Linked DNA regions of Homo sapiens: region 1 is linked to region 2. A link is a contact called in ENCODE Hi-C or POLR2A ChIA-PET data. All regions are on one chromosome and are shown on one strand. Each heading gives the region's core, a stretch centred on a gene start or an enhancer-like site at or near the end of the contact. The rest is flanking DNA. Distances are from core to core; before and after follow the strand shown. Region 1 holds the start of LINC00412 (long intergenic non-protein coding RNA 412). Region 2 has its middle 23 kb from the start of USP12-DT.

The links. A loop is a pair of places that touch in the nucleus more often than their neighbours do. ChIA-PET counts read pairs that join two places held with the same protein, here RNA polymerase II (POLR2A). Pooled maps may share reads with other maps.
Region 1: a loop to region 2 is called in a pooled map, with 2.3 times the contacts of the local background. The contact joins the promoter of LINC00412 here to the enhancer-like site in region 2. A Hi-C loop is called at or near these places in 3 of 168 maps with a recorded cell type or tissue (heart left ventricle, right cardiac atrium and sigmoid colon), 2 of 37 single-sample maps with no recorded cell type and 2 of 50 pooled maps. POLR2A ChIA-PET finds 5 or more read pairs at or near these places in 7 of 52 experiments (CD4-positive, alpha-beta T cell, H1, PC-9 and 4 more).

What each region holds. Positions count from the first base shown.
Region 1 is chr13:27,235,712-27,238,649 of GRCh38, forward strand. It overlaps LINC00412 (long intergenic non-protein coding RNA 412), which reads right to left and starts at 1,546. Exons shown (of 2, transcript NR_120429.1): 1 at 987-1,546; 2 at 571-876.
Region 2 is chr13:27,194,052-27,197,231 of GRCh38, forward strand. No RefSeq gene overlaps it. Among named protein-coding and RNA genes, the nearest start is that of USP12-DT, 23 kb to the left of the region's middle. RefSeq lists an enhancer at 762-1,961. Within about 2 kb of position 1,325, at least 3 of the 41 ENCODE cell types and tissues checked have a DNase peak (open chromatin) inside an H3K27ac peak, as active enhancers do; they include Panc1, where a contact is called at or near this core.

The DNA.
Region 1 (2,938 bases), core at 296-2,795, 42 kb after region 2:
AATACTATGCCATTTTGTATCAGGGACTTGAGCATTCATGAATTTTGGTATCTGAGTAGTTCTGGAAGCAATTCCCCCAGATATAGAGAGAGGACTGTACTACAGAAGTGAAAATTTAAGCATCATAGGTATTTTAAAAATAGTTTGAAGAAAATAATTGGTAGTAAAATTGCATCTATAGATTTTGAAATCTAAGTACAAATTAATAGCATTAAACTAATGTCTGAGAAATGTTCTTCACATTGCATTTTATGCTTCCGCTACAAATCCCAGTACTAAAACTTTTAAAGGCATTTCATATTAACTATTATGCAGAAATATTTTTATGGCATTGTGGTTCATTATAGTGGTTATATTGTCAGTTTTCAAAAAAATAAGGTCTATTTCAAATATTCCTGGCATATATGAAACTTTAGCCAGAGTAATTTTTCTAATTGTTAAAAGGGTTTTTGCCTTTTGTCAGCAAGTACTATAGTCAAAATATTTCAACCACAGATTCTTCTTATTCCATCAGAGGACAGCCAAGTATCTGAATGATACCTCAGAGGTACAGAAAGGACACAATAGCAGTCAGCAGAAATATTTTAATCTACTCACCAGACAGAAGTCTAATTGCTCCCCTATTTCATTTGACAACCAGAAACACTGTTTTGAGAAAAAATTTTGTGGGTTTCTTTTTATACAAACATAACCAAGTGCTAGTTCCCCACCTAACTTTCCCATAAAATTTTACCTGGTTGATTTCTGAGCAGTTTCATTAGAAATCTAAGGACATGACAGAATATCAGTGAAGCAAAATCAGCATAATCACAGGATAAATTAAAGTAAAAATCCAATACTTCAGTTCAAGGCAATTCAGCAAAGTTGTACCATGACCTGCCCAGAAACAAAGCAAAATGAAAATAATCCCATGAGCCTGTGTTCCTGGAAAACTTAGCAGAAGCAAGATCACCATGAGAACGTGCATATTTTGGTCTGGGACTCACCCAAATAGTGTAATAATGAAAAGTTTGCTAAAAAAGGAGATTACTTCAGGAACTTCCAGTGACAACCCCGGTTTTCCTCTGGGAGAGTCAAAGCAAAACCAGCAGCAGAACAGTGGAATGGGGCAGTGCTCCTAAGCTTTTTGGTCTTGGGAAATCTTTACCTGTCAAAAAATTACTGAGGATCAGTGACAACTTTTGCTTGTGTGATTTTTATCTATCAATATTTACCATATATCAGAAGTTAAAATGAAGAATTTGTATACTCATTAACTTACATAAAAATAATTTTTAAAACCCTACATGTTAACATAAATAACATTTTATAACAATACTTCCCAGAAAAAATACGTTAAGAAGTGTGGCGTTGTTTTTAATGTTTAGTGTTTTCCAATGTCTTTACTTAATGTCTAGCTTAATCAAAGATAACGAGATATTCGTGTCTGCTTTTGCATCAAATCTATTGCCATATGCCGTTTGGCTGAAGTACAGGAATATGAAGAAAATGCAGCCTCACACAGATGTTATAAAAAGGAGAATAACCTTTTTACAATCTTTTTTTTAATAACCAAAGGTATTTGAATAACCTTTCCAGAAAACTGCATCTATCCTTATTTGATCCTATTCCAGTGCTCAAGTGTCAGGTTTTTTTTTTTTTTTTTTTTTGGAGATGGAGTTTCACTCTTGTTGCCCAGGCTGGAGTGCAGCAGCATCATCTCAGCTCACTGCAACCTCCACCTCCCAGCTTCAAGCAATTCTCCTGCCTCAGCCTCCCGAGTAGCTGGGATTACAGGCATGTGCCACCACACCCAGCTAATTTTGTATTTTTAGTAGAGCCGGGGTTTCTCCATGTTGGTCAGGCTGGTCTCAAACTCCCGACCTCAGGTGATCCGCCCGCCTCGGCTTCCCAAAGTGCTGGGATTACAGGCGTGAGCCACCGCACCAGGCCTTAAGTGTCATATTTTTTAAAAAGATTAGTGTGAAATCTGAAACCCTAGCAATGAAGTTTTCCTACTGTGTTACATTAAAACCTATTGATCTATTTTACTCTTCAAATGGATGTTTTCTCATTTATTATTTTGTAACATTACGTATCAGTCATTTGGAAAATAGGGTTCACTCAGTTATGCAGATCATCCAAATACTGACACATTTTTTATACAAAGTAAAACAAAACATATTTGTTAATATCATCACTGATCTCATCAGAAAAGTATCTAAGTTTTGGGGAGCCCTAAAGCTCACAGTTGTGGATACAAGTTTTCCAAAATACGAATTTTCACTTAAAAGCTCAAATTTTCATTGGCAACAAACATCATCAGTTGTTTTCACTGAAGTGGCAATCTGGTTTAGTTCATTTTTCAAAAATGTCTGCCAAATATCCAAGTCTGAAGCACCATAGTTTGTCAATCTATCACGTAAAAACTGTTCAATGGAATAAAGTGGTGGCTAAGTTCAGCTGTCAAGTCAAACAATAGCCAAGTACTTTTCCTCCAGCCAACCATCATACTGATCGGAAAGCACAATGTTACAGCGCTGTATGCATACTTCCTGCTTTGTCACATAAAATACATTAACAAGATATGGATGCTGGGCTCTATGACTCTTGCCTGTAGTTCCAGCTACTAGAGAGGCTGAGACGGGAGGGTCACATGAGCCCAAGAGTTTGAGGTCAGCCTGGTCGGCATAGCGAGACCCTGGCTCTAAAAAGGAAAAAGAAAAAAAAAAATTTTGACTCAAGGGTAAAAAAGTAAAAGTATATCATGCCTTAGCATTATTATGAAAACAGTTTTGACTCACAGATCCCTTGCAAGTCTGTGACACTCAGGACTGCACAGACCAGACTTCTGAGTTTGGCTGGGCTAGGAGGAGAGAAATGGCCAAGGACAGCAGGATACACTTTGTATCCACCAGCTGCCAGGTACCGGACAAAATAGAAACGATGTTCTACATTC
Region 2 (3,180 bases), core at 75-2,574:
CGCTCATTTAAAATGGAAATAATAATAGTTTCATAGGTTTATGTCAAGATTGAATGAGACAAGACATAAAAAGTACCGGGTATAGAATAAGCATCTGGTATACCTGAGCTAGTCACACACAGAGGAAAGTAAATTACCACCAGCTAGACATTTTCAATCTATAATAGCCTGTGCAAGTAAAACAAAGCAAAAAATAGAAACACTCTCTAAGGGCCATTGAATCAGTTAGGATTAGGTTTAGCTACGTGAAATAAACAAATAACCATCCCACCCCATGCCCACACACTCAGACACATACACACAAAAACCCCAGCAGTTTAGAAATACAGAAATTAGTTTCTCTCACACATAAAATAAGCCGGAAAGTAGGCAGCCCAAGATTGCACAATCACCTGGATTCAGGCTCCTTTCTCCCTCCTGCTCTGTCGGCTTCCTGGTCCTGGAAGTCTGCTTGGCTCCTACCATCTCATCTCCTTTTTCCAAGCAGTGAGGAGGAGGAAGGTGCAAAAATGAACCTACACCTTACCATTTAAAAACACTTCACAGACTGGCCTTTGTGGCTCACCCCTATAATTCCAGCACTTTGGGAAGCTGAGGCAGGAGAACTGATTGAGCCCGGGAGTTACTGAGACCAGGATGGGCAATGTAGGGAGACTCTGTGTCTACGAAAATTTTAAAAATTAGTTGGGCATGATGGCTGACAACTGTGGTCCCAGCTACTCAGGAGGCTGAGGCGGGAGGATCACTTGATCCCAGGAGGTTGAGGCTGCAGTGAGCTTTGATGGCACCACTGCACTCCAGCTTGAGCAGTAAAAGCAAGATTCTGTCTCCAAAATAAAGAAATAAATAAAAATATTTATCAGCTATTACATCCAACATTTCCATTAACATCCCATTGGCCAAAATTTGGTCTCATAGTCTTGTCTAGCAATCAGGAGGCTAGGAAATAGTCTTTATTCTGGGTGGGCGTGTGCCTAGCTAATAACTGGGGGTTCTAGCACAAACAAAGGAGAGAATGGATATTAGAGAGGAAAGGAGCATTCCATTCCCCAGCTGGGTGGATAACAAACTGCCTCTGAGCAAGAAACATAATGAAAATATTCAAACACAGGGAAGGCTGCCCCAAGATTGACTTATTTGTTTATTTATTTGTTAGGGTATAATTGTCAATGGTTTACTTATTGTGTCTTATAGAATCATAAGCTAGATTATGTCCTCAGCCCTCCTGGAAATGCTTGGCAGAGTGTGCGTCCCATTCAACCTCCACAGCGTAAAGGAAAGGGAAGGCACTTGGGGAGATTTCAAAGAAAAGCCACCAGGATGACTAATAGCTCAAAACAATAAGACCTAGGACGCACTGTTAAGGAATGAGTCAGCCAGGGAAAGAGATGGCTAGAGGGTGACTAAATAATGATCCCTTGCTATACAAAGGTCTCTGCACAGAGGAGGAGGGAGTAGGAGCAGGAGAAGAAGGAGGAAGATGACCAGGAGTATGGTCATCTCCACTAGGGGTTGAACGGAAGGAAACGGGAGCAGGAGTGACTTAAAGATACCTGAAAGGACAAATGTGCTGAAGGGGATGCTTGTCAAAATACAGGAGATGGTATAAACATATAGCACGTGGGGATTATACATTGGCATCTCTGACCACCGTGGTATTTGAATGTGCTCTTCACTAAAGCAAAGCTTGAGAGTTTGCGGGGAGGGAGGGGCATTCACAGGTGGAGGGAGGGTGAACGACCAGAACTCCTATGATTTCCTTCTCTGTGCCTCAGTTTCCCTCATGGAATAACCATGTGTTGGAGTTCAGAAAAGAGATCCTATATTGATTTGAAAGATACACTCTGGTTTTGCAGATGTACAGAAAATAATAACTAAACAATATCAGTATGTGGCAGAAGAGATCCTACCAGTAGAAAGGAATGCCCTTTCTGCATTTTAAGATCTCATTTTTTAAATTATAAAAGGAATATAATGGCTTTCCAGTCAAGGTGGCCCCATAAGATGCATGCCATCTGCTGCACACATTCAACAATGTCAAACTAATACACAAAGAGAAAACCAAAAAAGATATAGCATGGCTCAGAAACAAGACAATTATTTACATGGACCAGAAACAAGAGAGAGCTGAATGAGGCAGAAACTAGGACCAGGGGCCGTGGGTCTCAAACAGGCAGTGGTAGTTGAGAATCTGGCTTCTCTAGAGACCAAAGCCAGGAGCCTGTAGAAGCCAGGGGCTGCAGTAGAGCTCTCCTTCCTCCTCTCCCCCAGCGCCTGCTCCTCTCCCACTCCCCAGGGGTAACCACTCTCCCTTTTCAGCCCTCCTGAGAGCCACTCTGTAAGATGAGGACATGTGGCATCTACAGGGCTTCCCACCTCGCTTCTCCTTCCCTGATTTCTATTCAATTCTGCCACTGTCCTTACCTCTTCATTCTGTTAACTATGATTCTTTTGTGTTTTGTATATAGGTGCACTGCAGAAACGAGTAATATGACTAAACCCATAGAAAAGGGAACATATTCTATGTTATTAAATCTGCCATGATTTAATGGAATATTTTTCCAAATTCAATACATAGCTCAAAATCATGTCATATTTTAGTTAGCTTCGGTTTTTTCATTTGTTTTTTGGTTTTTGGGTTTTTTTTAAAAGACAGAGTCTCACTCTGTCACCCAAGCTGGAGTGCACTGGTGTGATCATGGCTTACTGCAGCCTCATCCTCCCGTGCTCAGGTGATCCTCTCACCTCAGCTTCCCGAGTAGCTGGGACTACAGGCATGCACCGCCATGCCCAGCTAGTTTTTGTATTTTCAGTAGAGACGGGGTTTCACCATGTTGCTCAGGCTGGTGTCAAATTCCTGAGCTCAAGCTATCTGCCCACCTCTGTAATCCCAGAACTTTTGGAGGCCGAGGTGAGCAGATGCCTTGAGACCAGGAGTTTGAGACCAGCCTGGGCAACACAGTGAGACCCCATCTCTACAAAAATTAAAATTAAAAAATTAGCTGAGCATGGTGGCACATGCCTGTAGTCCTAGCTACTCAGGAGGGTGAGGTAAGAGGATCACTTGAGCCCAGGACATCAAGGCTACCTTGAGCTATGATGGCACCAGAGCACTCCAGCCTGGGTGACAGAGCAAGACCCTGTCTCAAAAAAAAAAAAAAAAGATATTATTATTGCAGG